Linked DNA regions of Homo sapiens: regions 1 and 3 are each linked to region 2. A link is a loop called in an ENCODE intact Hi-C map of the cell type or tissue named here. Cell type or tissue: endothelial cell of umbilical vein. All regions are shown on one strand. Links, peaks and the distances in the headings refer to the core of each region. The heading gives the core; the rest is flanking DNA. Region 1 has its middle 49 kb from the start of LINC01121. Region 2 has its middle 99 kb from the start of LINC01121. Region 3 has its middle 35 kb from the start of LINC01121.

What was found. Peaks named below come from ENCODE experiments on the same cell type or tissue, not always from the same donor. Only the 100,000 strongest peaks of a DNase experiment are listed, where the experiment ranks them.
Region 1: it touches region 2 in a loop (5-fold over the local background); 2 of 110 quality-filtered maps call a loop at or near these places.
Region 3: it touches region 2 in a loop (6-fold over the local background); 3 of 110 quality-filtered maps call a loop at or near these places.

What each region holds. Positions count from the first base shown.
Region 1 is chr2:45,298,589-45,309,140 of GRCh38, reverse strand. No RefSeq gene overlaps it. Among named protein-coding and RNA genes, the nearest start is that of LINC01121, 49 kb to the right of the region's middle. In endothelial cell of umbilical vein, for the core only: no CTCF peak of the experiment used is centred there; a DNase peak (open chromatin) is centred at 7,410.
Region 2 is chr2:45,348,622-45,359,173 of GRCh38, reverse strand. No RefSeq gene overlaps it. Among named protein-coding and RNA genes, the nearest start is that of LINC01121, 99 kb to the right of the region's middle. In endothelial cell of umbilical vein, for the core only: no CTCF peak of the experiment used is centred there; a DNase peak (open chromatin) is centred at 5,073; H3K27ac peaks cover 1,682 bases.
Region 3 is chr2:45,284,376-45,294,927 of GRCh38, reverse strand. No RefSeq gene overlaps it. Among named protein-coding and RNA genes, the nearest start is that of LINC01121, 35 kb to the right of the region's middle. In endothelial cell of umbilical vein, for the core only: no CTCF peak of the experiment used is centred there; a DNase peak (open chromatin) is centred at 3,537; H3K27ac peaks cover 1,502 bases.

The DNA.
Region 1 (10,552 bases), core at 4,808-9,807, 52 kb after region 2:
GTTCTAAGCACTTTGTACATATTATCTAAGTGACTCTTCACAACAACAACCTTCTGAGGGAGGTACTACTTTTATCTCTTTTTTATAAATAGGGAAACTGAGGCTGAGAGAGATTAACTTGTGCAAGATAACACAGTAAATGGTTGTGCTGGGATTTGAACCAGGCAGTCTGGCACCAGCATCCACACTCCTTCTTTCTTTCTTTCTTTCTTTTTTGAGATGGAGTCTCGCTTTGTCGCCTGGGCTGGAGTGCAGTGGCGCGATCTCAGCTCACTGCAAGCTCTGCTTCCTGGGCTCATGCCATTCCCCTGCCTCAGCCTCCTGAGTAGCTGGGACTACAGGCACCTGCCACCACGCCTGGCTAATTTTTTTTTGGTATTTTTAGTAGAGACGGGGTTTCACCGTGTTAACCAGGATGGTCTCGATCTCCTGACCTCATGATCTGCCCGCCTTGGCCTCCAAAAGTGCTGGGATTACAGGCATGAGCCACCGCACCTGGCCCAGCATCCACATTCTTAATCACCAATTTGTCTAGTTGGCTGAAGAGTTTAGCTGGTTATTGATAATAAGCAGTATGTCTTCTTGATCATTCCTCCTAAATTTTGGTAGATTATATTTTGAGGCTTGTACTTACGGGAAAAAAAAGAGAGAAAAGAAAATCTGACACTCCTCTAAAGAGTTCAAGAGTCTCAGATTCTCTGGGTCCGTCAATCCTGGGCAGAACCCTGCTGACTGGTTGATATGCCACAGGTTAATATTTTGAGTTGTTCCTGGGTGGTGTGGCCTGCACATACCCGCCCCCAAGCTCTCCTTACCACCCTCTCCATGCCCTTAGATAGAAATGACAATGACTATTCCCATTGCTGGTAAAGGGTCATCATACCCTTATCCATCCTATACAAATACGTTTCTGCATAGAAGCTACTTGCCTTGCTGGGTCAAAACCAGTGGTTCTAACTAGAGAGGGCCATGAGGCTGCCTAGTACTGTTCAGTCGTGTATGGTGACGCTGGTAACACACTGGAATCACTGAGACACTTCTGTAAAGTGCAGATGCCTTGGGTCCTATCAAAAGGAACCATGGGAGTGGGGCCTAGGCTTGCATCCTTTAAGAATTGTCCTTAGTGAATCATGTTGCATCTTGGCCAAGGACTCCTGGGATCCCAATTGGTTTCAGCCCTAGGTTTTCTCTGCCTCTACTGCCAGCTTGCAGGACTCTTCCTACTCATTTTGGGGATGTTTGATGCAAAAGTTGATGCTGTGTGGGTGCAGACTTCCAGGAGCATGTTGTCTGAAACCTGCAGTGATTTCAGGCTGAGGCTCTTCCTGCTGGGAGCCAGGGACAAGAGTGGATTAATGTCAAGGGTCCCATGATTGTGGACAATCCCAGAGACACTATAAATAGATGGAGAGAAGCTGTTTCTTCTTTTCTCCTCAAGGAAACCACCCAAACAGAAACATTTCATACACTTGCGATTGAGGAATGCAGTTGGCCACTCAAGCTTAAGAGAACGTTGGAGTTTTTTTGTTTTTGTTTTTTCCTTTTTTTCCTTCTCTTTCTCATTTTCCTTGAAGGAGGATTAGAAAACACACACAGGCACAGGCCACAGGTGCGCACGCGCGCGCACAAACACACACACACAAACACACACACGAATGCTTTTTCTTGATCTGAAAGAGCACTGTCGAGTCACTAAGTTGATTGTCCTTCTTTCAGTTCAGCATGCCCTGCCAAATCTTACCCATAGAACAGATGCCTGTGGCGCTGCGGTGGTGCCCAACAGCTCTGAGTTTCAGCCTCTTCTTCCTGGGACTTAACCTCTCACTCTCCACTGCTGTCCTTTGAACACACAGGAGTAAATTGGTGAGCACCATTCATTCAAATGCACGGTGAGAAGTGTAGTGGGGAGATGCAAAAGAAGAATGAAATAGCCCACAGAAGATTTCCACACAAGCTGATAAATATACACCTGTGGTTCTCGTTAACCACAGGAGTCAGTGTGGCCCTGTGTGATATAATAAAGAATAAACCTTTGGTCTCTGCCCCTAGTTCCTGGCACCGTGCTCCTGAAACCCTTGTACTTTCCTAAGTGATAGTCGTGCTAGGAGCATCTTTTGTTCTAATATTTAGTCTTTGACCTTGGTTCCTGACACAGAGCTCCTAAATCCCTTGGAATTTCCTGGATAATAGGTGCATCTTTTGTTCTAATGAGGTGACTCTTGGTGGGCCCCTGGATGGGGGCTGCTCACTAGAAAGACCTCAGCATGATCAGAGGCTCGGAACATTCAGCCCCACCCCCATCCCCAGGGAGGGGAGAGGAGTTGGATATTAAATTAATAATTGATTCTGCCTTTGTGATGAAGCCGCCATAAAAATCCCTCAAGCACAGGGTGTGGAGGGATTCTGTGCAGGTGAACACATCCATGAACCAGGAGGGTGGTGCCCCCCAACTCCACTGGAACAGAAGCTCCTGTGCTGGGGACCCTCCAGCCCTCGCCCTATGCATCTCCCCTTCCGGCAGCTCATCTGTGTTTTTATCTATCCTCTAGGATAGAATAAACTGGTAAATGTGTTCCCCTGTGTTCTGCGAGCTGTTGTAAGAAATTATCAAGCAAAAGGGGTTGTGGGAACCCCAGTTTATAGCCAGTCGTGGGTCAGAAGTACAGGTGGCAAGTTGGGGCCTGCAGTTGGCATCTGAAGTGGGGGCATCTTATGAGTTCTTAACTTGTGGATCCCTCACTAACTCCAAGTAGATAGTGTTAGAGCTGAATGGAATTGTGGGACACACATTTGTTGTCTGCAGAGAATTGGAGAAGTGCTTGGTGTGGGAAATCACTTACATATTTGGTGTCAGAAATGTTGAGAATATAGAGAAAAACTGTTTGCTTTTCCTGTATACCCAGGAAGCCCCAAGCCTTTTAAATTATGGTAACAAAAATCAGAGAAATGCAGCAGGCAGTTGGGCTGTATGTACTATGTTTAAGAAAAGAACAATAACAACAACAACAAAAAACCTTTAGAACTCACAAATTCTCATGGTGTTGTCCTTCAAAGCTTACCCTTGGATGACCTTCTGCTCATTCCCAGGATACTCCATGTACTGCTCTAGAAGAGCCTTTTCCCTGTGGAGGCCCAGGAGCCCAGCCCCAGAATTAAGAGAGAAGGGACTAACACACCCCACCGTGAATGGGCTCTAAGCCCAGTGCAGTCCTGTCCTCTTGGTTCATTCTGGTGGTAGAATTTTGGGCCATGCACCCTTTATGCAGTTCCTGCCCCTTGGGCCTCATACTCACACCCAGAGAACACTGCAGAAGTTCATTGGAGGTGCCTCCCACAATAGTTCCGCTCCAGCCACACCCCGGGCTCTGCCTTGCAACTCTCCAGCCCTCAGGGGAAGCTGCTGCTTCATCCTCTGCCAGGTCTAGGGGTATGAGGGAGATGGGCATATGAGGTACATCCTCCTAACAGGCAGAAAGCAGGCAGCCTTGTGTGTTGAGACATGCCCCCACCCCAACCACTTTTCCTCCCCATGTCCACAGAAAAGCCAACCTGTGGTGGCTGTTGGTGGCCTTGGGTATAACCTGAGGAAGGGCTTGGGGAAAGGGAGGCAGGGAAGTCATACTGGCTACAGGGAGCTAGGTGTCTTTAAAACTCCTAATTGTGGAATTGTCCTCATGCTTCCTGTCTCTGAACTTGACTCCTGATACTAGACCTCTTGGTAGGGGCCCAGGAGATGAGGTTTGAAGTCACCTTCTGGCATCCTGGGGGTCACCTAGGCTATGTCTGTTCTTGCTCCTCGTCTCAGATTCTGGGCCATTCTGCATGGCAAGCAGTAGGCAGCAGGTGGGAGCCTGGAGACCACCCAGCCCACCCCCTTATCTTGCAGGCAAAGATACTGAGGAGCAGAGAGGGGGCACTGAAGTTCGAAGTCCCTTACCTGGAGAGGGACACTGCCAGGATGAGGACACAGGTCCTCAGGTGCTCCGGTGCACAGCAATGCCACGTGCGCCTGGGAACACAAGAGTCTGTCTGGGCTGTGCCTCTACGCACTGTGCCAGCTGTCGGCCAGCCTCCCTTGCAGGTCACAGACTCTTGTCATGCTGTGTCACAAATATAGCTGCTTGTGATCTTCAAATTTCCATAAATGACAGAAAATGGAATCCTCTTGCTTGATGGTACATTCATGGCATCACCCATCCCAGAAGTGTGGTATGTTTGAGACTTCTTAAAATCAAAAAGTGTTTGCTTTTTAAAGACATGATTCCTTAATGGTGACTTTAAGCACCTAAAGTTCTCCAAACAAACTTGCTGAATTACTAAAACCATCCATTTTGCCAAGCTGATCGTGAAACAGAAAAAATCACCTTCGTGGAAAAACTGGCGCAATCCAAATAAAACACAAAGTTTAATTCATTGTAATGTACCAGTGTTAATTTCTTAGTCTTGACAAACATACCCAGCTACATGGGTTCCTCTCTGCTTGAATTAAAGGCCCAGCACACCCTAGGAGGATGTAGCTCCAAAGGAGTGGGGAACCAGCCTGCAGCCTCCATTGCACCTGCCCTGGGAAGAAGACTCCCAATCTCCCTTTGAAACGTGGCTCCATCCTGCACCCCAAATTAGGACCCTGTGGACTTCTACCCACAGCACCCCCCACAGACTCATCTCATTTTTGTGAGGTGCTCTCTCTTTGGGTGGGGGTGGGGCGGGGTCTACACCACTCTCTTTGTTGGAGAAAGTCCCCTGGAGAAATGCTGCTTCAGCAGCAAAGAATTATGTCACATCTTCTTTTCTTGGGAAAGAAAGTGGGGAGAGAAAAGAAGAGTGATTTAGGCATATTAGGCATCCAGCACCAAGGAAGTTCTACCAAATATTTTTTAAACTTTATGTTAGAATAATATGATAGTGAAGAGAGTTCTACATATCCTTCACTCAGGAACTCCTGAAGCTTATCACTGGTTTTGGGTGAGTGCTTTGTCATGGTCAAAGACATTTTAGAAGATAAAAACAAAGAAAATGCCTGGAAGCCAAGCCAAAGGATAGAAGAAAAGAGGAAGAAGGAAAGAAAGAAAGAAAGAAAGAAAAAGAAAAGAAGGAGAGAAAGGAAGTAAAGAAAGAAAGGAAAGAAAGAAAGAAAAGGAGAGAGAGAAAGGAAGGAAGTAAAGAAAGGAAAGAAGGAAAGAGAGGAAGGAAGGAAGGAAGGAGAGAAGGAAGGAAGGATAAAGGGGAATAAAAACCAAGAAGCTGAAAGAGTCTGTGGGTTGTTGAAAGGCAAAAAGCGGCTATCTCTGTGGTCAGGCTGCTCCATCATGCCCAACCTCTCCACTTGTTTTTCACCTCTGGCTTCTTCCAGTCTTGGGGCCAATAACAGTGTTGGAAATGTCACGGGTTAATCATGACAGGCAGCTGTGCAGAGCCGGCTGGGCATGGCAAAGTTGGAAGCATCACTCAGGCCAGGTGTGGACTGCCCTCTAGCTCTGCTGGATGCATGTTAAGGTGGTTCGGGGTGAGGTGGTTTCCCCCAGAGGCTGGGGTAGGTCAGATGGCATGCCTGTCAAACTAGGGTGTGACTACCTGGAGCCAGGAGGCAGCATGCTGTAGGATCACAGAATTAGTGAGGCACACACAAATCATCATCAAGAGGTTACTGGAGACCTACTTTGTGCAGGCACTGTGCTGGGTGCTGGGGATACAGCTGTGACAAAGTGGAAAAATTCGTGCCTGCATCATCCTATAGCAGTGGTTTGCAAAGTGTGGTCTCTGGACCACCAGCAGCAGCATTGCCTGGGAACCTGGGAGAAATGCAAACTGAATCAGAAAGTCTGAGGGTGTGGCCCAGTGTTCTGTGCTTTTGCCACATCTCCAGCAGGTTCTTAGATGCACTAAAGTTTGAGAAATCCTGTATAGATGACATCCCTGGCACACAATGTGTGCTCCTGTAAGGGAGCCAGGAGCATTGGTACCAATACATAGGGCTCTGGGTGGTCCCAGCTCCCTCTCTCTCCCCATGGGCCCACAAAGACACTAGATTGCACATAAAAGGTAACTGACCACAGAAAATCCTGAGCTCTCGCAGGCAGGAGCATAACGATGCTGATAATAATACCAACTGCAACAGCTGACGTCCAATGGGCACTCGCTCTGTATCAGTCACTGATCCAGAAGCTTCACATGGACTAGCTCAGATCATTTAATCCTCACAACTGTCCAAAAGCAAGCACTGCTGTTATCTCCATTTCAGAGTTGAGGAAATGGAGGCATAGAGAGGCTACAGCTTTTAGAGAGGAGGCAGCAAATGAGTGGTGTAGATACGGTTGTGTTGGGTTGAGGTTAACCAGGAATCATCCGGGCAGGTGGGAAGGGTTGAGCCGGGTATGATGGCAGCAGGAGAGCAGTCCTGGGGTGAGTGCAGGTAACATTAGCTGATGGAAAACCCCAGGGAGGTTTTCCTGCTTCCCACTGATTTCCCAGAATGCCCCTGGGTATTAGGTTGCCCAAGGACTTCCACATTAAGCCCCTCCCTCCCAAATATTTGTGCCTGTGGATCTCCACCATGTTTATTTCGGAGCTTGGGGGAAAACTCCAGCTCATGAATCCACGGTAAAACAAGAGGCTTATAACTTGGGGTGTCATTTCCCCTGACTCTTGGATTGATCTGCATGTTCATGAGTGCCATGAAGCTAGAGTTCCCTCTGCAGAGCTGCAAGCTGTCTGGAGAGGAAGATGAAGATGTCTTAGCCCCAGGCTGCTCCCTTGAGTGTCTCCACTGAGAGAATAACAGAGCGGGGTGTGTCATTAATAAGAATTTGCTTGAAGGTTTTGAAATTGAATACTTTTGGAAGGAAAGGACAGGTAGTTGGAAGATAGACCACAGTACAGGTAGTGTGGCCTGTCTTGCTCACTGAGTGATCTCCCATGTGCAGCTCATAAGAGCCTAGTAAAATATTTTCCTGAATGAGCAGAGTACGCCCCGCCTCAGGGCCACGGAATGCCCCAGCTATCCAAGCACTCAAGACCCACCGAGACTGTGAGCGCAGCCGGAGGCAAGGTGAGCCAAGTGCAGACTTGGAGTGGAGAAGTTAAGTCAGTCGCTTGGGAGCAAGAGGGCTCCAGCTGATGCTGGGAAGGCTGGCAGGGATTCCGGGAGATGAAAGCACAGGAGGGGATGCTCTCCATGCCGGGGGGTCAGCCGGGAAAATGTGTGTAGGTAAGAATGGACATGGAGAATGAGTGAGCTACCCCTCGGTTCCCCAGCCCCCTGAACCCTGGGCCTCGGGGGCTCCTGCACGTGTTTCCAGTCTGCAGCAGGCTCCCACAGAGTCATTAACTGCAGCAGGGGAAACACCTGCCCCTGGCTGCTGCCAGGTTTTTTTATGTTGTCTTCATTGCTTCGTGCTTATCTCATTTATGATTATAGAAAAGATTCTTGGCAGCTGTCATCAAATCCTAACAGTGCCTTTAATGTCCCTCGTATATCCTGAATGTGTCAGTAATTCCACTCTGCACATTTATGCCTTTCTTTCACCGGCAATAAAATTTTAGAAAAATATAACTTCAATGGAAATGCCTATGAGGACAATAGGGAACATAAACACACGCCTCCTAATGCTTGAAGTAGGTGAGCACACACAGGCAAATAGCATGAGCTGAAGTGGTTTGGGCATTCAAGAAATTGGGCTTGAGGAGGATCAGGCTGTAGGCACGCAGGGCTTTTGCATGCATTAGAAAGTAAGGCTGTTAGTGGGATGGCTGGCCTGGGCTTGTCTTTCTCGGGGTTATCAATGAAGGCACATCATGGGTGATGCATTTAGTTTCTTGCCTCCCTTAGAGTTAGACATTATTCTGTGGCTTCTACTTTGCTGTTGCAGTGATAAGCTGAGGCCCTGACACCATGTTCCTGTCACCTTCCTGTTGTGGCCATGAACGATGCCTTGAGCTCAGCTGTACCTGGATGCTTGGACTCAGCTGCTGCAGCTCAGAGGCTCTGGACGAGCCCTTCATCATCAGGCCATCTCTTCTGAGATTCTGCTCAGGACTTGGGCCTGGATGATCTGCTGAGCTTCAGTCTCTGCCCTGCTCCCCTCATGGAGGACCTGATTCATCTGGAGCCTCGGACTCCCTATGTAGTGGTCCCTGGGATCAGAGCAGCACTCTTGGGTGAGTTTACATGCCTGTTTTGTCAGACAGGCCTTTCTGATGCTGGATCCATAGCTGCCTGGATCTGCTCCGGGGCTCAGCGCCTTCCAGATCGTGCTGGATGCCTGCATCTGGACCTCCTGACAGCCCCCATTCTTGCTCTCCTGACACCTACATGGGAAGCCTTGTTGCCCACGCTGCCTATTGGTTTGGCCCCCATGAGCATCTGGGGGCCCCAGTGCAGCACATCTCATGGCCAACAGAGGCTGTATGTGGGTGCCCTTGTACCTCTAAATTCATTTAGAGGCTGATATATTGTCAATCAGCAGGTCCTTTGTAAGCACTTACAGTATCCCTGGCCCTATGAAGGATGGTGGATACAAGACTTGCAGACACACTCCTGCTCTAAAGCAGGATGTGCAGTCAAGCCTAATGATGCTCAGCTTTTGCATGTGGCAGATGATGTTCATAGCAGATGCATGTACCCACCAGTCATGTGCCGTTCCTGGGATCTAAGCCTCACTTTAGCTCCAAGAGGAACTAAAGCACAGAGCTCTTGGTAAGAAACTCTGAAGCTCCATAGTGCCTAGACACTGAGCAAAGGCCTGAGCAAGGTCAAGTGAAGTCAGAAACTTTCCAGGTCAATCAAGTTTTCAGGGTACATGAATAATTCCTCAACCTTAGTTGCCCCAGAAACCATTCAGAAGTCCATTTGGAGTCTTGCCAAACTGGGAAGGCGGGCAGCCCTTTGAATGGAGGCTGTAAGCTCAAACCCGCCTCTTCCACTACAGCTTACACACTGTGTACACAGCACACCCACAGATGTTGCCAGAAAGTCAGTGGGGCATCTGGAAGCAAGGGCTTTACAGAGAGGACAGATAGCTCTTGTGTGCTGCCAAGAGTATAACAGGTGTAGTCACCAAGCAGGGTTCCTGGAGCTTGGGAGATGCTCGTTCTCTCCCTTTCCTCTGCTTAGCTCCTAGGAATGGGGCTCAGTTCAAGGTGAAAGCCCCAGGTTCCTTTCTCTGAGTGCAGAGCCTTCTCTCACACGCCAGGGCTTTCTAAGACCCTGGCAACAGTGAAGAGAGATGGCCCCTAGGAAAGGCTAAGGATCCCAACGTCCCAGCAGCTTTGGGACCTTGGCCTTCCTTGGGAATCTCAAGGACTCAGATCCCTGATGGCACGGAGGGGAGGGGAGTGAGAATGGTGAGCGGACTGTCAGGCAGAATGTGTCAGTTGCAGGTACCTGGCTGCTATGGTGGCTGCTAGGACAGCCAGAGCACCACCTCCACACGCTGGCAAAGTCTGGAGGCTGCCACGGCCTTTGAGTTTCCAAACTGGTGAGGAGGTGGGTACTTAACGCTGTGCAGTCTTCTAAGGGCCTGGGTAAAATGAAAAATGAGTCAGGGATGAGCCCTCAAAAATTGCTTCAGAGGCTGCACTACAGAGAACTCTTAGAGACAGCTGCTAAGGCTTATCCCAGTGACATTTGGTGAAACAAACTGGTTATTTAGGTTCTGGCTGGAAGAGATTACTTGGGCGAAGAGAGAGGTGTCCTAGAGACAAGGGGTGCTTAGCTTGGAATAAGAACTACTCTATAGGGTCCTTGGGGTCCAGGCCAGGCCCTGTAGGATCTGTGACCAGGGGCAGGGGACCTAATGCTCCCTCAAGGAAGGTCAGAGGATCCTAGGCTTCACTGAACAGTTTCCAACAATGGTCACTGAAGGTGCAGGGAGCACCTGTGGGTCAAATCCTAGGTCTCTCACCTAGGATTTGAATATATGAAATATACATTGTTGTCAATGCCTGGGGCTGTGACGCTGTGGGCAAAGTACCCATAGCGTACTCATGGAAATTCAAGAGAGTCAAAATATCAAGGTGTTCTCTTGTTTCTGCCTCAAGAATGTTCAACAGGATGGTCTTGTGGTAAAGAGGGTGAATAAACCAGACACAACTGCAAAAGAAACAATCTCTTCTCCCCTTCCAAGCAGCCCACACCCACTGTTCTTGGTGTTGACTGCCACCGAGGCTCTCCAGCTCTAGGAGGCTCCTCCGGGAAGCCAGAGGGCAGGGCCCAAGAGGTAGAGTCCTGTGAGTTTATGCTTTGGCCTGATGGCTTGGTGGACAAGAAGGACCAAACCTTCAGCACTTATGGGCTTTTCCTAGTGGAGCTCTGTGTAGGTAGAGAGAGAGGTGTTGTGATTGTTCTGAAGTTTCCTAACCTCTTTGTCTTGTTTTGCCTGAGTTTGGGAGTGTACCACCTGAGATCCGCCTGGCTCCCCAGCCCTTGCTGGGCCCTCTCACAGCTGCTCTCACAGCCATTCTTATTAGTGTAAGAGCTGATATAGATTAGGGAGGTCTAAATCAGTGCCTGCTTCTGCTGAAATTCCTGGCCAGAGCCTCCTTTCTGAAGCCC
Region 2 (10,552 bases), core at 2,555-7,554:
AAGCTACTAATATAGTCTCTTACATGTGCAGAGGGTTAGGTGAACTAAGGCTGGATACTGGGCTCAAAGCCTTGAGCACGGAGATGAGAGACAGGAGTGGCCTCAGTTCCTGGGAGTTGAGTTCGTGCAGGTACAGGCCAGGGAGGCAGGTCTTCTGTCCTTGGCACCAGCCAGCCCTGGCCTTTCTTTCTTGCCTCAGGCCCTTTTCCATCTCTTAGATGGGGCCCCACTAATTTGTCAGTTTGGGGATGAATTTAGTGTGTGTTCCACTGGCATGAAGTCAGGAGGAAAATAAATCCAAGGGAATTTCCATTTGGTCCTGACTCCTACTCCACATGGCCCCTGCCCCATCAGCCTTACCCTGGGGTTGGGTTTCAGATGGTTCCTGTGCATTTACAAATAAAACCAGGCTGCTCTGTGCACGCTTGTGAGGTGATGCCTGGGGCCTCGCACGGTTGGGCCAGAGATTGATACGGTGTGTGCACGCCTGGGCCAATCCAACCCTTTTGATCTATTTCTGAAAGCAGCTTTTTGCCTCCTGCTTCAAGTGATTGATTAAGTTAGGATCTCTTTTAGGAATTCTCTCCACTCATGCCTCCTCACCAGCTTACAATGAGCCCTGCCAAATTTTACTTTCCTTTTATGCTGCAGATTGTTCTGTTCCAAGTGGGTAAATGGAAACTGTGTTCCTAAGATGCAGCCAGTTACCTTGGAATTCCTGTTCTCCATTCCGTATGGTTCAGGCACCCTCTTATCACATCATCAGTCATGTTTCTAGCTGGGTTCTGGCCTTATGGTTAGGGAGCAGCTTTGCTTCAGAGCTTTCCTTCCCCTGCGGGCTCCCCCACTCCCACTTTGGTGTGAGAATCATGGGGAACCAGGGGTGACACCATTTATTTTAAAACAAGCCAGCACACATGTTTGTAGGCTTTTTAAAGCCATAGACTGTAAGTGGACACTTCCGGTGTTCCTCAGGCCCCAGCTGGAGAAGTGGCCCTTGGTTCCATGGGTCCTCGTGGAATGGGGATCCAAGGTGATTAAAAAGCACCAGCTTTGCGGCACTCAGACCTGTTGCCACTCCTGCCTCCAAGCACGGTGTTTTCTTGTAAAAACTGGGATTCAAGTTTTCATCTCTCATGAGTGGTGAGGAAGATGGACATAAACAATTAGAAGTATAAGCACCTTCCCATCTCCATTTTGAAGTCCTCCTTCTACCTCCCAAACCTTACATTGTCTTCTCCAAAGTGGCCATCCTGCAATGCCAGTGAGCCTGGCCCTCAGGGAAGGACATTGCCAGAGCTCTTTCCTCCTCCTCCTCCCCTGTGCCCTCTCACAGCACCCGGCTCACTGTATACCAAGCATTTCTTTCAGTTTCCCTGAGTTGGTGAAGTCTTGTTGAAATGATCCAGTGTGGTCTCAGTTCTGCTGTAAGAAATTGGAGCTAGGGTGCAAGTGTTAATAGTTCAGAGGTCTTGGGGCAGGGGTAGGGGAACTTTGAGACAAGAATGAGGCGGAGGAGGAAAGGCCCAGCCACACTTTCTCAACCTTGCAAAACCTGAGTTTTGCTTTATGAAGGCAACTAGTCATTCTCTTTATCATCTGCACTGTCCTGTTAGCAACTCTACTGTTTTGGTTTCTTTTGGGGACCATTTTTCCCCCACAAAGAAAGGCCTTCCTACAAATCTAGGGCTTTTAGTTTTAAAAATTACTCCATGAGAGTTACTACGTACGTGATCATAAGTATAGTAATATGGCATTAAGTTTAGAGGTTATTTATCCATTCACTAATTTACTCAGCAAATATTCCTTGAGTGCCTCTTATGTACCAAACACGATTCAAGCCCTAAGGATATAACAAATAACAAAAAAGACAAAATATCTACCCTCATGGGTCTGATATGGGAAAGATGTCAACAACGACAGCAAAATAGATAGTTTCAGTTAGTGACAATGAAGAAAAATGAACAAGGAAAGGGGGTGAAGAGTGATGAGGACATGGGGAAGGGAGAGTAGATGGGCTAGATCCTCTTTGGAAGGTATTTCGGTGGACACGAGAGTGAAATGAGGTTGGAACTATACAAAGACCCAGGAGAAGAACACTGAGGAGGTAGAAAGGTCCAGAGGCAAGAAACAGGGCTCAAGGAAAAGCAAGAAGGTCAAAGTGACCAGAGCACAGTATGCAAGGAAGGCATGGCAGGAAATGAGGCCACACTGGGCGGGGCATTGTAGTCCACAGGAGGAGTTTGGGATCTTATTCTAGGCATACAGTAAAGCCACGAGAGGATTTTGAGTAGTGGAGTGACATGGTTTGATTTATGGTTTTCAAACATCACTATGACTGCTGTGTGGAGAACAGACTAGTGAGGAGAAAGGAGGAAGCAAGAAGACGCACGAAACGGCAGCAGTAGCCCAGGCAGGTGGGGTTGGCTGGCTTCATACACTGCCGTAGTGGTCAAGGTCATGAGAAGCCATCAAATTCAGCGTATCTTTTGAGTATGGAGCCAACGGAACTTGCTGAAGGATTGCATATGGGGTGTGAGAGAAAAGTGAGTACTCAAAAATGACTCCTAGGATTTTGGCCAGAGTGGCTGAACAGCAATGCTATTTCCTGAGAAAGGGAAATGTGGAGAGGGAGCTGGTTTGGGATAGGAATCATGAGATGTGTTTTGGACGTGTTGACTTTGGGATACTTATCCGATATCCAAGTATCTGGAGCTCAGGAAGAGTCTGGGTCTGGAGCTGTAAATATAGGCATCATCGTTGATCAGATGAGGGCCATGGGACTGGACAGAGTTACTCAGGGAGGTGGAGAAGAGGATAGGTCCAAGGACAGCCATAGGGCTCTCCAACACTTACAAACCTGGAAGTGAAGACCTCACCTGAGCTCACCCTTCCTGGTCTCATGGTTTTGTGGGAATCTCCACTTGGTTTCCTAGCCCCCCATCCAGGATCAAGTTTTACATCTTGGTGGCTTAAGGCTTCTGCCCATGGGGACTTTGGAGATCTCACGGATCTAGTCCCTGGCCCAGGTCCTGGTGGCCTTCTTGTGCTCTAGTCAGAAGCCCTGGGTTCTCTTCACAAGCACGGAGCCTGTGTCTGGACCTAGAATGAACACACTGATGGCTCCAGTCCTAGTACTGTTTCCATGTTATACCTGAACCACAGAGTTGATTATTTTGTGACAGGAGACATGACTATTTTGTGACACTTTGATTTTCCCCAATGCCATGTGTTTGGTAATATGGGGCGGGCCATCTAGGAGGCAAGGGACGTTGCTGTCCTGACTGGGGAACCAACATTTTGATTTTCAAGATCATTTTCTCTGTGGTTTAAGCTCACTCCTTGGATCTCTCCAAACACTGGTTGTCGCTGAGTCATTCACTCTATATTTATTGACAGATACTATGAACCTTGCAAAATACAGTATAAGACATGGTTCCTGCCCTCTAGGAGCTTAGAATCAGGCCAGGCAATTGAAAATTGCTAGCATAAAATGAGGAACAGTATAACTTTATATATTCTTGCTTGGATCTGCCCTGGCACAGTGCTTAGCACATAGAGAATTTTCAACAAATGTGAAAGGAACAAGACCATAGAGGGTCATCATTGTCCAGTGACCTTTACCAACCATGAATGCTGCAAGATTCAGGGAGGAGGAGATGAGTAAGGGCTAGTGTGGTTGGAGAAAGTGGAGGGAGATGCAGTTGGAAGCCATGAGGTCAGGGGTGGCTTTAAAGAAGGGCAGGCTTGGGCCCCAGAGAAAAAAGAGAAGCATTGCAAGTGAGGAAAGAATGTGAAAAAGTAGAAGATTCAGCCCCCCTCAGGGTGTTGGGATCAGCCTGTGAAAAAGTTGAGGACATCTTGCAGGGATAGCAGGTACACACTACAGAGGTCCCAAAAGCCAACTTGGTACCTGGAGAGAAGGACTTTGCCTGCCGCTGCTTTGCTCTTCTGGAGGTTTGAACTCGTAAGGAAAAGAAATTGTGATTTCCTTTAAGCCAGAGTGAGAAGTGGCCCAATGTCTGACAGGCCTTAGAAGGGCAGCATATTTGAAAAGAGAAACAGAGGCAGGGAAGACTCCTTCATCCTGGGGCCACAAGCCCAGCACCTGGGAAGTTCATTATTGTAAGTACAAGTCCCATGGACCTGTGACCTAAGCTGGTGGCTGCCCACTCACCCAAAGCAAAGCAAACAGCCAAGGCGGCTGCCTTGATAACACTCTTATGACCAGTCATGAAAAGAATTAGTAATAAAAAAAATCACCTTACTTTGACAGAACGCTCTAGACTAGAGCTGAAAATGTGTTTCCACCTGCCTTCTATCTCTTAAGCTTCACAACAACTCTGATTTAAATATTCATGTTCTCTCCCAACAGGAGATGTACAATGTCAGACTGGCCCCAGGCCTGCTAATTGGCAAGGCCACAGTAAGTGTGTACCCCGGGGCACTGAGCTGTCCACCTGGGGTGATTTTATTTATTTATTTATTTTTGAGATGGACTCTCACTCTATCGCCCAGGCTGGAGTGCAGTGGCGCAATCTTGGCTCACTGCAACCTTCGCCTCCTGGGTTCAAGTGATTCTCCTGCCTCAGCCTCCCAAGTAGCTGGGACTACAGGCGCCCACCACCACGCTGGGTTAATTTTTTGTGTTTTTAGTAGAGATGGGGTTTTACCGTGTTAGCCAGGACGGTCCCGATCTCCTGACCTCGTGATCCACCTGCCTTGGCCTCCCAAAGTGTTGGGATTACAGGCGTGAGCCACCGCACCTGGCCAACCAGGGGTGATTTTAGTGCTCCAAGCACCAGCACCTGCTCTCGTTAGTCACACAGGAGGAAGACACACTGGAGGAAGGTGTGACCAACTTCAAGGCTGAAAACCAAATGGAAAGTAGAAGGAAGGAATGGATGATTCCTAAGGTTTCTGTGGTGAACATGGATGTGAGCCATTCAGTGTTCCAGGGGCTGGCTTTCTTACCACGCAGGCCTGGATTGCAGCTAGCTCTGTCCTTTAGACCTCTGCCCCTGTGATGAGGAAAGGAAATTGCCTTTCAATGACTAATGTGAAAGGAAAATAAAATCTCAGGATCCCAAACTCACTATATCAAAGGGAAAGTTAAGCTTGGGAACTGAGTCATGCAAAAAGCTACCTTCCTTCTGTTCCCAAACAGCTGTAGTTTTATATGTTTACTTTATCTCATGTAGAATGTAGATCTACTGAGCAAGATAGGAATGCATGCTTGACTTCCCCACCACTCCGTTCTTCTCACATGTAAAATGTAGCTTTACTGAGTGCCAATCAGAGCCTCACAAGAATGTGACCACTTGCCTCATTGCCTGCCCTCTCGCCTTTTTTTCCTTTCCTCCTCCACTTCCTTCTCCCTCTCCTCTTTAAATATCAAAGTCCTCAAAACCCTCTTTGGAAAAAGCGCAGGACACAGATCCTACTGGGACCCATGTGTCTCTTTCCTGGGTGCATCCTCAACCTTGGCCAAATCAGCCTCTAAATCAATTGACATCTGCCTCAGTCACTTTTTGGTTGACACTAATAAACTCATGTTTAGGTACCTTGGCTCCAGATCATTTTATTTCCTACCTCACAAGGACAAAATCCCAATTTAAAACAAATGCTCAGCTTACCAAACAGAAAAGGAAAACAGTAGAAGATAAGAAAACAAAACAAAAAAGCATGCTCTGGGCCATCTTTGTTCTATTATCATATTTTTGGTCTTCTAAATGAAGCATCTTTACATGCAAATCCATTTTTGTGTATTTTGACTGATTGCTGGCAAGGTAGAGAGAAATAAATATTTCTGGAAATGGGCATGGCATAAACATATCATTAGCAGGGCTGCAGCTTTGTGTGTGTGTGTGTGTGTGTGTGTGTGTGTGTGTGTGTGTGTGTGTGCATGTGGTTTGAAAAGATGTTTATGGTGAGTTCAGTCAACAGACCCTCCTATCTTCTCTGTGATCATGTCTTTAAGGACCTGGGAGCACCAGGCCTGGGGAGGATAGATGGGAAATGTTCTTGGAGCTTAAGGAACATTCCAGATCTTAGGCATTGATTAAGCTAGAAACCCACCATCTGCACACTTGCTCATAGCCCTTCTGATCATATTTCTTAATTTTTAAATGTCTGAAGCGTGTTTAGGTGTCCCCCATGACGCCGATGTTGCTTTAAAAATTCCAGCTGTTGCAGAGCTCTTCTCAAGGATGTTACTAGGCAACTTAGCGACTGCAAGGGGGAAGGTGTTTCTGACCTCCAATTCCAGTAGAGCCCAGGCCTGTAAAATACATGTAAACAGGCAGTTGTGACTTTTTCTTTTCCTTTTTAAAAATCAGACTTAGTCACATTGAGGTCCTGCTCCAAGGCAGGAGGATTGAGTGTAAAGATGTTAGCAGCTGAGTTGAGATGGGAGTGTTTTCACGTCTGGGATATATTGCTTTGTCTAACAAGGTGCCCCAGCAGGCTTCCAATTGTGGTCTCCCCAGACCCTCCCAGCTGCACAGGCTGATTGACAGACTGTGGGCAGATGCGGTGCCAGACTCCAATAAAGAGAGGGCCTTGGGAAAATATAAGGCAATTATTGATGGGCAGCAATCCACTAATCAGACAATTTCAAAATTAATCCCATATTCCCTTACTGTATTAGCTTTCTTTCTTGTTTGTATTTATATAGCAAATTCATGACTTCAGTGAAAATTCTTCCCTCCAGCCCAATTATATCTCTCTGAGGACATTAAATTAAAAAACAAGAGATATTGAAAGTGGCTTGCAATTAGTTTCTTTAGTTAAAGGTGCTGCATGCACTTAGCAACTGTGGCGCTCATCACAGGATGCATAATAATAAAAGTAAACACACGTATTTTTTCCTGGGCTTGACAGGGTGAGGGGTTGATAAGAATAATATGCCTGGCATTACTCTGGACCAGTGATAATGGGTTAAATAATTGTGATTTGATTTGTTAACTGATTAGATTTGCATAAAATCCTACTCCAAACTCCTCAGGATGCTCTGCCTTCCTTCTTGCTGTGGTCCATCCTCCCGCCTTCCCTTGCCTCATTAAGAATGTACATTTTTTTTTACAATAAAGTCATTCAGAGAAAACGCGATCAGTTTCTATCACAGGTTTCCCATGCAGGATAACCTTCCAAGTAGTGGTATGAAGCTTTTAAATATACATAAATACATTTCAAATATTTTGCCAGTTACTTATTATGGAAGTGAATCTCTTTATTACCATTTCCATCCTCATTTCATCTCCCTTCCCTGTCCCCTGGTTTTTGTAAGTTTTTTGTTCTGTTTTGTTTTATTGACCTGAAACAGCTGGAATTCTCTTTTTGTTCACTGCAACAATTGCTTCTGCAGAATGCTTCCCGATTGCATAAATTTGCCACTTAAACTGAGGAACGTCAAGCATCACTACAATTTGGAGGAATTATAAATGGCCAGAAGCTCATTTTGGCCTGAAGACTGTGGTTGTTGAGTTCTGCCTGATCGTCCAGCTTTGGCAGTCTCTCCCCCCATAACCCCTACAAGTTCAGTATGTTGCCATCTGCCCCATATAGAAGTATATCCCAAGAAAAAAAGGACAAGCCCATTATCTTTGCATCCATTGAATCTGACGAGTTCTGAAGGAGGTCAGCTTCTATTTCAATGAAGTACTGGTGAGTTGAAGAAGAGAGCATTGGGATTTTAGGCACTTTCCCCAACATCTCATAGTTTAAATTTCTGGTATACACTTCTATGCAGATGAGTCCTGTCCTCCGGCAGGAGGAATTGATGCAACTCTGGTCCCGCATCAGGACTCAATAACTTCAGGTACCATTTGATTCTCTTCCCATTCTGACCCTGGCCCCAGTTCTACAGGCAAACCTTGTTGCTGGTTTGGAAATAGTCAAGCCATTTAAGCCATTACTCTTCCCTCCTATGCCTGGGATGACATTTGCAATCAATCATTAAAGTCTTTTTCTGGAATCAGTCTTAGAATCTTGTCTTAGATTCCTAGAGTCTTAGGTGAATCAAGTGTTGGGGGCATCCAACCAGTTGAGTCAAGAAGAAAAGGCCAGACGTAAAGAAGCTAAGAAGAGTGAGGAGGGCTTTCCATTCCAGATGTTGAGATGAGGAGTGGGAGAAAAGAAGGCAGAGGAGAGCCAAGGAATAGAGTGGAGAATATACAAAGTGTGTGGTGGAAACCATGAGGAGCCCAGTCTTCCAGGAGCAAAAAGGGCAGAGATGAGGTTGCAAGAGCAGGTAGAACCAGAATCTTGTTCAGCCTTAGGCCCCAGGACTCACTGCCAACTAATCAGAACTGGTATGCAAACTGGCCAAGAAAAGTCCCTCATCCAGACCCAGATCTGGGGCTCAATTTTCTGTGCCTGCATCCTTGTTACTGTTGGCCTTCCCAGAATACCAGTTTCCTTAAGAAGAGGACCCTGGGCCTGAGGCATGGCCACTTGCTGTGCAGCTTTCCTGGTGCCACTGTCTCCTTGATTCTTGGGGAATTGCTTGTTCCTGGATGTCCGATCTTTGGATCTATGGGGAGACCCTCCTTGAGACCTTCATTGTCAGACTAGCTCATGCCCATTAACCCCTGTCACATCTGCTAATTCATGCCCATTAACGAACTCATGTCACATTCTGCTGTTACACTTGACATCCCCTCAGAAGCAGCTATATCCCAGCTGATGTGTCTAGTTCCAGGTCCCCATCCCTGCTGTCATCCAGACAGATGGAACATTTGGGAGATGAGGAGGAGATAAACCATCCCTTTACTGAATTTTCCTATGCTGTGCTAACCCATGGAGGGGAAGTTCAGAAGTATCTCAGAGGAAATGCAGAATATGAACTTTTCCTTCTCTGAAAAGTAAATTGTTAGAAAAGAGAAAGGACCAAAATGACTAGGGTAGTTTAGAGCTTCAAATCAGTGTCAGATTAGAAATACAAAGAGAAGACTCACCGAGTAGGCATGGAGGATGAACAGCAGGCTTAAAATATGGAAGAGCCACCATGTGCAACAATGAGCAAATGTGTTTCTGAGCAGCCCCAAGAGGTGGAATGAGGCCAATGAATGGAAGTCACAGGAAGTCAGGTTTTTACTTTATCTAAGGAAATAGTTTCTAAAAGCCAGACATTTCTAAAGATAGAGAAGGTTACCCCCATAGACAGTGACAACCCTGTCACTGCCAGGCATTCAGGCAAAGGCTGGACAACAATTTGGCAAGGATGTTACTTCAGAATGTGGGCTTCACGTGGAGGCATCAATGACTTCAAGGTCATTTTCAGCCTTAAGAAGACAAGGCCATTATCTTTGCATCCATTGAATCTGACCAGTTCTGAAGGGGTCAGCTTCTATTTCAACAAAGTACCGGGGAGTCAAATGAAGAAGAGAGCCTTGGGATTTTAGGACCTTTCCCCAACATCTCATAGTTAAAAATTTGGGTATATACTTCCATATACATCTCCCTAGTTCCATTCCTCATGAGGCAACCAAACACCAACTTGGTTGCTCATTAAAGTCTTTCTTGGGCACCCGCAGAAACTACATCTAAGGCCCATAAATAAGCAGGTGTTTTTTCTTTTTAATGGCTTTTCCACATCGACAGCTTATCTCTTGGAGACTAATATGAACTCTCGTATCCGTTTCCTACTCAAGAAGTTCCAGTGGCTTCCCACTGCCTACTAGAGAGGGCCTCCCTCCTTAGCCTGCTGTCCGTGGCCTTTGAAATCTGGTTCCCACCTGCTCTCGCAGCCTCATCTTTGCCCTTCTTGTTCCAGGAAGGCTGGGCTCCTTATGGTTCTCTTCGCACACTGCATATTCTCCACTCTATTCCTTGGTTCTCCTTTGCCTCCCTTTCTCTCACTCCTCTAACATCTGGAATGGAAAGCCCCCCTCACTCTTCTCAGCTTCTTTGCATCTGGACTTTTCCTTTTTTTTTTTTTTTTTTTTGAGACAGAGTTTCGCTCTTGTTGCCCAGGCTGGAGTGCAATGGCACGATCTCAGCTCATTGCAACTTCTGCCTCCGGGTTCAAGTGACTGTCATGCCTCAGCCTCCTGAGTAGCTGGGATTACAGGCGTGTGCCACCACGCCTGGCTAATTTTGTATTTTCAGTAGAGACGGGGTTTCTTCATGTTGGTCAGGCTGGTCTCGAACTCCCGACCTCAGGTGATCCGCCCGCTTCGGCCTCCCAAAGTGCTGGGATTACAGGTGTGAGCCACCTCGCCTGGCCTGGCTTTTTCTTCTTGACTCAGATGGTTAGATGTCCCCAACACCTGATTCATCTTGATAGTAAAAGACTCTGAACTTCATGAGAAGCCTTCTTCCAAATGCAGCAGACTATGGAAGGCAACAGAAATGAGTGAAAACTGGGACTTCTTTACTGCTCCTTACTTGAGTTGTGTAGTCACTGTCCAAATCAGCAGGACATACAGAGGGGTACCTGGCAGCTGAATACTGACTCGTACTGCAGGCCAACTCCTTGCCTGGGTGAAATAGGAATTGAGCGACCTGTTTAGTAGGTGCAGAATGTGAAGCTTTTTCTCTTTCTTGTGGG
Region 3 (10,552 bases), core at 923-5,922, 63 kb after region 2:
GTTACTGGACCATCCTGTGGATCTGGAGAGGAAGCCTAGGGTGGGAGGCAGAGCATGGGGCAAAGGGTTAAGGCTCTGGCCTCAAAGAGGCAACTAATTGTATGTGGTTACTCATTGAGGGCCTCAGTTTTCTCACCTGCCAAACATGGACACGGTTGTCATGTCTCAGAATTATCATGAGATATTATTTTGGCAGTCTTCATAAAAAAGCTTTGAAAAGCTCTAAAAACCCCACTGTGGTCTAATGGAAAATACTCTGGGTCATTTGTGGGCTGTGTGATCTTGGTTAAGTCCCAGTCTTCTCTGGACCTGAGGTTACTCATTTAAAAAAAATGAGATGTTGGATTGGATGATCCTGAAGCCTGCTTAAGTTCAGAATGTTTATATTTGCTCTTCCGACCTGTGGAGACTGAAAGACACATACACATAATCAGTTTGCATTTCAAGGCACACTGATTGGCCAGTATTTGCGTATCAATAAATTACTGCCATCGTCAGCCAATCATTGAGCACTGATAGTGTTGAGAACCTCTCTTGACCTGTGCTTCTCGACATCTTATTGTTTGGTTGCTGTATTATCATTGACTTCATGTGTGCCCATGTCTTGTGGTCCATCTAGACCAACACTGTCCAATAGAAATACAATATGAGCCACAAATGCAATTTTAAATTTTCTAGTAGCCACACTAAAAAAGTAAAAAGAAACAGGAGACATTTTAATAGTGTATTTTATTTGACCCAATATATCAAAATATTATCATTTCACCATGTGTTCCCTATAAAACATATTAACAATATAGTTTTACAGTTTTTAATGTTAAAATACACACACTCCCTAGTGTGCATTTTATACTTACAGTGTGTGTCAATTTGCATCAGCCGTATTTCAAGTGCTCAATAGCCACATGTGGCTAGTGGCTCCCATAGTGGACAGCACAGATCCAGATTGCAAGCTGCTTAAAGGTAGGGGTTGAATTTTGTGATATTTAATACTTGGAAAGAGCTTTAGAGTTTAAATGCCCTTTCTGCTATATCATGTCATTCTGTCCTTACTGCTGTCTGGCGAAGCTGATACAGTTGTGAACACCATTTTATAGATAAGGAACCTGAGGATTTGGGGAGATCAAACGCTTGCTTGAGGGCATAGCATCAATAGAAGCTGAGCTGGGATTTGAACTCAGATATTCTGGTTCTAAGTGTAGAAGGAGTTCTAACAGGGCAGCTACCTTCATTTATTTGTCCATTTACTCTGTGATTTGCTTGTTACTTAACCTAGGTCCATGCTCTGTGCCTGGTGCTGATATTAACCAGATGTGATCCTTTTGTATTTTAAGAGGAGGCAGAAATGGAGAGGTTAATTTTGATGTTTCTATTTCTTTTCTTGTTTTTTGTGTGTTTAGGTTTGAGAGAAAGATGAGGTCGGAGGATGACTCTAGCATTCTTGTCAGCATCTTTATCTTTTTAACTGCAAGCCTGCTTCAACACATCCGGTGAACCAAGGCTAGAAAACATTCCTGTGTTTCAGGCTGTATTTCCTCTCATTCGTTGTCTTCTGGTTACATGAGTTCCCTACCCGGCTCCTCCTTCCTCCTTGGCCTGTATCCCTCACTGAGCCAGGAGATGCTTATCACATACACTTTCTGTTAGACCTGACTTTGGCCAAACTAAACTGTTCTCTCTCTCATGTGGCGATCTTGGCTGATTGTTTTTAGGAAGGGAAACCTCATTTACTTTCCTGACATGGACTTTAATTCTGGGAGCCAGAGGCTTCCTGTTGCAAGGCAGGGTTGGTCTGTGTTGCTCTGAGGGGAGCCTGATGTCCTCACCAAGCCCTAGCTACACACTACTCACTAGAGGTGCCAGGTGGTGGCTCTTGAAAACTAGGGAGGGGCCCCAGACTGGAGGGCAGGTAACGGAGATGCTGGAGGCAGAGCCCACTATCAAGTATTGGTGGTCACCTGGAAGTGCTGCCAGGAGGCCATGATGGGAATGAGGAAGGAGCAAGGGTCAGGGTTTGAGGCTCCTGAGCCAAAGTAGACAATAGCACACTCAGAGCCACAGTCAGGGGCTTAGTCAGGAGCTGAGGTTTGAGAAGGAGGGGGCCCCTTTCCAGAAGGGACCATGATTTGACCCATGTTCTGTGTCCTCCCTCAGTGCATTGGTACATAAGGCATCACAGAGTCCTTGAGATGAAGGAACCTTAGACATCAGCTACCCCGAGCCCCTACTTCATTGATACCAATATTGCCTGCAACAGTGGGTTCAATTAGTGCTTTGTGGAGTCCTGGTGTTCCCAGGGGTGTCTCAGGGGTAGGGGTGTCTCACGCAATATTTGGGACATAATTACTGTATACTAAAATATTATTCATTGTTTATCTAAAATTCCAATTTAATTGGTTGTCCTGTGTTTTTACTTGCAAAATGTAGCAACTCTATTCAGGGAGTTTGCCAGGAGCGGAGTAGAGGGCTCAGAGGGCGGGGAATTCCACTACCCACCCACCATTTTAATGAGACCAGCTCTACTTTTATCTGACAGTGGTAGTTAAAACTAACAAACAAAACAAATCCCTCCCCTTTCATGGTCTCTGATTGTATCAGTCAGGGTTCCCTAGAGGGACAGAACTAATAGAACGTATATATATATATAAAGGGGAGTTTATTAAGTATTAACTTACATGAACTCAAGGTCCCACAATAGGCTGTCTGCAAGCTTGAGGAGCAAGGAGAGCCAGCCCGAGTCTCAAAACTGAAGAACTTGGAGTCCGATGTTTGAGGGAAGGAGGCAACTATCATAGGAGAAAGATGTAGGCTGGGAGCCTAGGCCCATCTCAGCTTTTCACATTTTTTTGCCTGCTTTATATTAACTGGCAGCTGATTAGATTGTGCCCACCAGGTTAAGGGTAGGTCTGTCTTCTTCTGAGCCCTCCAAACTGTTCCAATCTCTGCCTGTTACCCAGTTCCAAAGTCGCTTCCACATTTTTGGGTATCTTTTCAGCAGTGCCCCCATATTTTTGGGTATCTTTTCAGCAATGCCCCACTCTACTGGTATCAATTTACTGTGTTAGTCCATTTTTGTGCTGCTGATAAAGACATACCTGAAACTGGGAAGAAAAAGAGATTTATTTGGACTTAACAGTTCCACATGGCTGGGGAGGCCTCAGAATTATGGGAGGAGGTGAAAGGCACTTCTTACTTGGCAGCGACAAAAGAAAAATTAGGGAGAAGCAAAACTGGAAACGCTTGATAAACCCATCAGGTCTCATGAAATTTATTCACTATTACGAGAATAGCACAGGAAAGACCAGCCCCCATGATTCAATTACCTCCCCTGGGTCCCTCCCACAGCACGTGGGAATTTGGGAGATACAATTCAAGTTGAGATTTGGGTGGAGATACAGCCAAACCGTATCACTGACCAAGGAAGAATCCTAGACAGTATTATAGAGAAGAGATTTGGACATAGTACCATTCATGAACAAGGGTTACTCATTTCCCCCAGTATCAGATAGGTCAAAGCCATGTTAAGGGAAGAATATAAATCTCTTCTGATGACCAGCCAAGGAATTCTGTTATTGTTGTTTTAAGGGATAGATTCTCATGATGGTGAGTTAAGGTTGAGAAAAAGACAACTGCATTCAGAAAGGGACACTTCTCTCTCTCCCTGCCCTCAAGATGTCCAAAGACCTTGAGACCAGGGTGTACCCTCCCTCACTTCCTAAAGCATCAGATGCCAGGCTGGAAAGAGGCCCCAGGATGTTCACAGGAGGCTGCTGGAGTCTATCCCATTTGCCAGGGATGGAAAGGGACCTCAGGAGTTAGGAATTGATACTTCAGTGAAGAGAGGGAGAGCCTCCAGGGGAAAGTGTGGAGATGGTTAGGGTCCCCACCCCACCAGGGATGAAAGGGTTAAAGGGAAGTGAGGGGAGAAGGGGAGAGTTAGCAAATGAGAATGCGTTTTTTAACTTTATTTATGTATTTACTTGTTTATTTATTTTTATAGAGATGGGGTTTTGCTATGTTGCCCAGACTGGTCTTGAGCTCCTGGCTCAAGTGATCTACCTGCCTTGGCCTCCCAAAGTGCTAGGATTACAGGTGTGAGCGACCATGCTTGGCCAAGAAAGCATTCTTTTCACTCTTTTTCTGAAGGCCTAGGCAGAGAGGTATAGTCCCTTGTGCAATGCAGAGAAGCCAAGTACAAAACATGGTGCTCAAAATTGTGCGAATTGCCACCCCAACACCTGCTGCATTACCTATTGTTTTAGAATTTTGGAACAATTACCTGATTTCATCAGGAAAAAGAACAGCTTTAAATTTTCAAAAGAGTCAGTGTGGAGTCAGCCAGCGGAAAGTAGGTGAGGGCGTTCCAGCATGGGTTGGCGGCAGCTCATTTTTCCATGGCATGTGTGTGGAGGACCCTCTCTCATCTAGCAGGTCATGTGGAGTGTCTGTTTGCAGAAACAGTAAGACAGAGCTCATCACTTTCATTCCGAGATGGAGCTAAAGAGAAAACCCTAAGGGATCAAAAAGGAAGGGGCCTATTCCGTGGGCCTGAGGTTTTAAGTATTTGGCTTCCACATGAGATTTCAATTTGAAGAAAGAGTTCCATGGCTAAAACAGTTTGGGAAAACCATTGCTCCCCACAATATACACAGTAAGTGGCCTTCCATCTTCAGTGAAACAGCCAACTAAAAACAAAAGTGTGTGTCAAATCACACATAAACTGGGGATTTCCAAGGCTCACTGAGAAGGGAACATAAGCTGGAGCCAGAGCAGAATTAATTGCTCAAGACCAGAGGAGAAGCTGCAGCTACAATGGAAGGTCCTCCTTCTGTGTGCCCTCCCCATGCAGCACTCCACCTTTCCTCAACATAAAAAGGGAGCATACAGTTAAAAAGAACCCACTGGAAAGGCCCAAGGGAGCTTGTTCAGGCCTTCCACCATGGGAGGAAATAATGGGAAGGCATCATCTATGAACCAGAAAGCTGGTCAGTGAGCCCCAGGCCATGGAGTTAACTGGGCCCTTAAGTGCAGTTTAGAGACCCTCTACTGTTACTTGAGAATGACCCCTGGAGGGTCCTGCCTCACTCCCTTCTACTATCAAAGTATTCCTTCCAGCCAAAGAGCCCTGGGGGCAGTTCTGGGAATGCAGTTTTCTCATCTTGATACAGTATTGCTCAGTTTATTGATCATTATAGATTGGGGCACAAAGTTGCCTGACTGTTCACCCCAAAACATGGCACTGTGTGGGAGGAAAGGGGTCTGAACTGTAAGGATCTGGCGCATGAGCCCTGAGAAGGACCTTGTGGGTAGGAGACTTCCAGCCTTGCCTTCTCCCCTCTGTTAGAAGTTGAGTCGGCAGGAGGCAGGCTGGAGCACAGCTTTTCCACGGTGGTACTGGGGAGAGGCCTGGCCTGCTCCAGGGCCTCCAGTGGGGAGGAAGTTGCTTTGCGATGGGCCTTGAAGGCTAGGGGTTTGGATTCATGAAGAAAGGGGAGACCATTGTTCCAGGGTGGAGGAGGTCTTTGTGGACTGGGCATAGGTTTTGGGGGATAGAGGGAGAGAAAAGGTAGAGGGAAAAGGAGCTGGCAAGGCCCAGATTTTAGAGAGCCGTGAATGCCAAGCTGAGTTCAACATTGAAGCTGAGATTTTAAACAGTCGAGTGCTTCTGATGGCCCCATACTGATTGACCTTGTGAGCCAAAAAGCAGCATTTGACACGTCCACATCCTGCCACCTTCCTCATGCAAATCTCCTCAGCAGTCTGCAATACCTCTCTTCTGTCTTGGGCTTGAAAGGGGGCTCTGGCATTGCCCATAGCCCCTGGGAATCCAGATGTTCACACTGCTGGGAAGGAGCTCATTTTTAAAAATCCAATAGTTTGTAATGAGAGGCAATTTTCTCCCAAAAGCAATTAGTATCTGCTAATTTCTTTGCACACAATTGCTTTCAAGAATAAATTCCAGGTTCCATATGGTATCCCATAAATCATATCAGAAGATTTCTTTCTTCTTAGGTATTTTATTCTTAAACAGACTCAGATTTTTACCTTTAAGAACGGAAGGATACTGAAGTACAAACTCCCTCCTCACCATATGTGTGAAAGTTTATATCTGAAATTCCAGATGTGATTAAAATCCAATTTAATATTTTTGATGGATGAGTCAGGGCTGCTACCAGCAGACTCACTGCTGTCATTTCCGGGTGACAGAGAGGTGAAAAATATTTGGTGCTTCTAAGTAATGCATCGATTCTAAATGGAGGATGAAAAGTAGTTAAAATGAAACAAACTGGCCAAGTGCAGTGGCTCATGCCTGTAATCCCAGAACCTTGGGAGGATGAGGTGGGCAGATCACTTGAAGCCAGGAGTTCAAGACCAGCCTGGCCAACATGGTGAAACCCTGCCTTCACTAAAAATAAAAAAAAATTAGCCAGGTGTGGTTGTGCACACCTGTAATCCCAGCTACTTGGGAGGCTGAAACATGAGACTTGCTTGAACCCAGGAAGTGGAGGTTGCAGTGAGCTGAGATCGTGCCACTGCATTCTAGCCTGGGTGATAGCACAAGACTCTGTCTAAAACAAAAACAAAAACAAAAACAAAAGAAAAAGAAAAAAAAGAAACAAACTGAGGACAGCGAAAGGAAAGCCACTATGTAGGTCCAGCCCATCTAGGTGGTAAGGAGAGCAGAAGAGTCAAGGGAGATAGAAGGGAGAGGAGAAATAATTCTAAAGCATGGAGTGCTTTGGTGGCAGGGGAGGTGAGTGGAAGGATAGGGTTCATTCCAAAATGGAGAAGCAGAGAAGCCAGGGGCCTGAAAAAGAGCGCAGAAGTGCTAGAATATAACAGTGATTATTTCAAAAGTCCGCTTAAAGCCAATCCTGCATCAAGACAGAGGGCTACCCTGTGTCCAGGACCCAGAACTCATAAGCTCCCTTTTGCCTATGTCATGGGAATAGACTGGCCTGAGAGTATACCAGCAAGCACCACAGGGCTTTGCCAGGGAGATTTGTTCTCATGAACTGATTGCTGGGACATGAAACTGTCACTAGGCCTCCCTGAGGCGGGTATGACAATATTCAGGCAGGCCCTTCTTGAAATATAATGTCAGGATAAGAAGGTAGTTTCAGCCGGGTTTGGTAGCTCATGCTTGTAATTCCAGCCCTTTGGGAGGCTGAGGCAGGAGGGTTGCTTCCTGGGCAACATAGTGAGATGCCATCTCTACAAAAAATTTAAAATTAACCTGGTGTGGTGGCAAGTGCCTGTATTCCCAGCTACTTGGGAGACTGAGGAGGGAGGGGAGGATCGCCTGAGCCCAGGAATTCAAGGTTACAGTAAGCTATCATGCCACTGCACTCCAGCCCGGGTGAAAAAAAAAAAAAGGTAGTTTAAATTCACACATCCAAAGTGATTCTTCTTAGTACAATTGCTGACCAAGGAGATTTCCAGTTGTACTTGAAGGTACATTGATCACCTGACCAGTGCTGAGGGTCTCTTAGCCAGAGGGACCAAGACCCCAGCAGCAGTTGCCTGTGCCCTTAGAAGAATCTTCAGAGGTAAGGATGCAGCAGTTCATTAACAAGAGGCAATGGAAAAGTGAGCTTCCACTTACGAAAATGCCATCTAGAGAAACACTTTCAGGTCTGTGCTGTGCCTATCCAAGCAGAAATTCTCTAGAGGACTGGAGAGTTTCCAGCTTTCCTCAAAATGGAATGGGTGATGACGGCTCTATGGGGGAGTTAGCGTTTCTTAAGGAAATTTTCTCTCAGGCATCTCTCTCTACGTGCTAGCAAGTTGCAGGGGAAAGCAGGTAATTCAGGGCACTAAATATAAGCCTGGGGATCAAATCCTTGCTCTGCCAATTTTATTTGAGGATTCTTGGCAAAATGACTTGAGCTTTCGGAGCCTTGGGCTCTTCATCTATAAAAAAGGGATGTATCAGATAGCTTTTGCTGAATAACAAATTTCTGAAAACATAGTGGCTTAAGATAACAAGCACTGAATATTTCTCATGATTATGTAAGTTGGCTGGGAAGTTCTTCAGGTGTGGGTAACCTCAGCTGGGGCTGGATGGTCAAGAACAGCCTCACTCCTATGCCTGTGGCCTCAGCTGGGATGGCTGGAGAGGTGGGCGCCTTGCTCCACATGGTCTCTCATCCCCGGGAAGCTAGCCTGTGCTTGTTCACAGAGTGGCAAAAGGGTTCAAAGCTGAGAGAGGGAAAGCCTTGATGCAAAAGCACTTTTCAAGCCCCTTACATTGTGTTTGCTAATGCCCCACTGGCCAAAGCAGGATGGTCAATACAGAATTGAGCGGATGGGGGAACAGACTCTACTTCTCGATGGGATGAGGTGCAAAATATTGTGGCTATTTTTTTTTAGTCTACCACAAAAAACAGCAACAAATCTACCCCAGTGGGTTATTGTGAGGCTCATATAAAATAATGCATGAAAATAAAGCTCTTGACATGGTCCTGGCACATAGTAGGTCTTCCGTGAACGTGAGTTTTCATTTCTTCTTTTTCTTCTTCTTGAGTAAGAGCACATCTTTATGAGAGGCATGATGGATCTGTTGACTCTAATTCCATTCTCTTTCAGAGCACATGGAAATTGAAGCCATGTGGGACTTAACAAGAGATCAAATAGTGCCTTAAACATCCCAGGGCAGCAGTCCTGTCCCCAGAGCCTGGGGCGGCCCCTGTGATGGAGCCTGTCTTTCCTGGTGCTCTGGGTCCCTCCCCTCCCAGCCTGCTGCAGGTCGGTCTTTTTCTCATTACAAATTGCTCATAAGCACACACATCCCCAGATGCCCGCATAAAAGCTGGTATTAAAGTTGTGTAATGGTGGTGTGAGCCTTGTTATTATTAGGGTAGCAGTAAGCTGTTCCCCAGAGCTTGGGGCTGTACTGGGCAAAGCTCTGGAAAAGCTGCACACTCTCTCCAGTGCAATCTGACCGCCCCCTCCCAGTGAGGCTGCAAAGAAGAGATACTGAGCTATGCAATTGTATGGTGAGTCAGTTATCAGGGGAGAAGAATTAGATTGTGAGGGTGGAAGCAGAGACCTCTGAGGAGAGAAACCCCTAGGGACAGAAGAGAAGCACTGGAGATCTTCAAAGGATTCTGCTGATGCATTTTCTCCAGGAAAAATTCCATAATATTTGGCACCTGCCAGAGAAATACTGCTCTGCATTTGATGGCATGTCATAGGGGACCAGGCTTCCTGCTCTTGTCAAGTCTTACCAACAACTCAGTGAGCTTGGCAGGAGCATCAGCCCCATTTTACAGATGTGGACTCTGGCGAGTCTTCACTCCTTTCCCAGGAATGCTCTCTCCTCTATTTAGTGGCCCCTCCTGTTCCTGGACCTTGGATCAGCTTATTCACTGATGATGACAGCGCTGATGAAACATTAATTCATGACCTCTGGAATACGCACTCTTTAACACATGTAAGTGTGTGTAGTGTGCGTGATTGAATATTAGATGAGAAATCAACCTTGGCCTCTTGCCACTGTAGCATCAAGGGTTCTCACAATGGCTGATGCAAATCTCATGATGAACACTGGGCTCAAGGGAAATGAGAGGCTACAAAGACCCGAGCCTGGAGGGTCAAATCACAAGCTAGGAAATGGGCAACTGCTTTTCAGAACACTGTTCAGAACCAGAATGGCAGAGGAGGCAAAAGATGAAAATTTTTTAAACCTTTCCTATATGGCAGAAACCGTGCTGAAGGCTTACATGGATTATTTCCTTTCATTACCACCAGCACCCCATTAAACATTAAACATTATCACCTGTGTTCAGTGCTCCCTTATATCTGGGACTCTTCTAGACACAGGATAATTTCTCTTTCCCACATCCTTGTTGGAGGCAAGACCATTTGAGAAACTTGACCAGTGACTGGTGAATGGGAGTGATGGACATCTTTTTTAGGCTGAAGCACTTAATAGTCTCCACGAGGCCCTCCAGTATCCTGGAAGCACATGGTAGACAGGGGTGACACATAGTTGAGACAGCCTGGATCTCTGAGCTTCCATGTAGAGGACAATAGCCTTGGGGAGATCCCTCAACCTCCAGCCAACTTTACTTGAATAAGAAATGCAACTTTGTTGTTGTAATCCACTGAGATTTCAGGGTTGTTTGTTATTGCAGCAAAACCTAGCATATTCTGCCTAGTGGATAGGCAGAATCATTATTTTATAGATGAGGAAATTAGGGCTCTGAATAGGTTAAAAACTTGCCAAGGGCACACAGAGCCTAAGTGGGAACACCAGGGTCTGAACCCACGTGTGGTTCCAGAGCCCAAGCTCTTAACCATGATATGATTAGACAAAAGTCATGGCCACTGGGAAGTCATTGAAGGACTTTTCAAACTGGAAGTAACCTGATGACCATAGGGTTTGCAGAAGCCTGCCCTGGCTTGTGTGTGAGGGGTGAGCTAGACTAAGGAGACAGAGCAACGCCCAGAGCAGTCAGTTCACCCAAGGTGTTGTCTTTCTCCCACATCTGCCACATGGAGGGGCAGACCTGTTACTCACCCTGCCTGGTGGTATTTGCATGTTTCA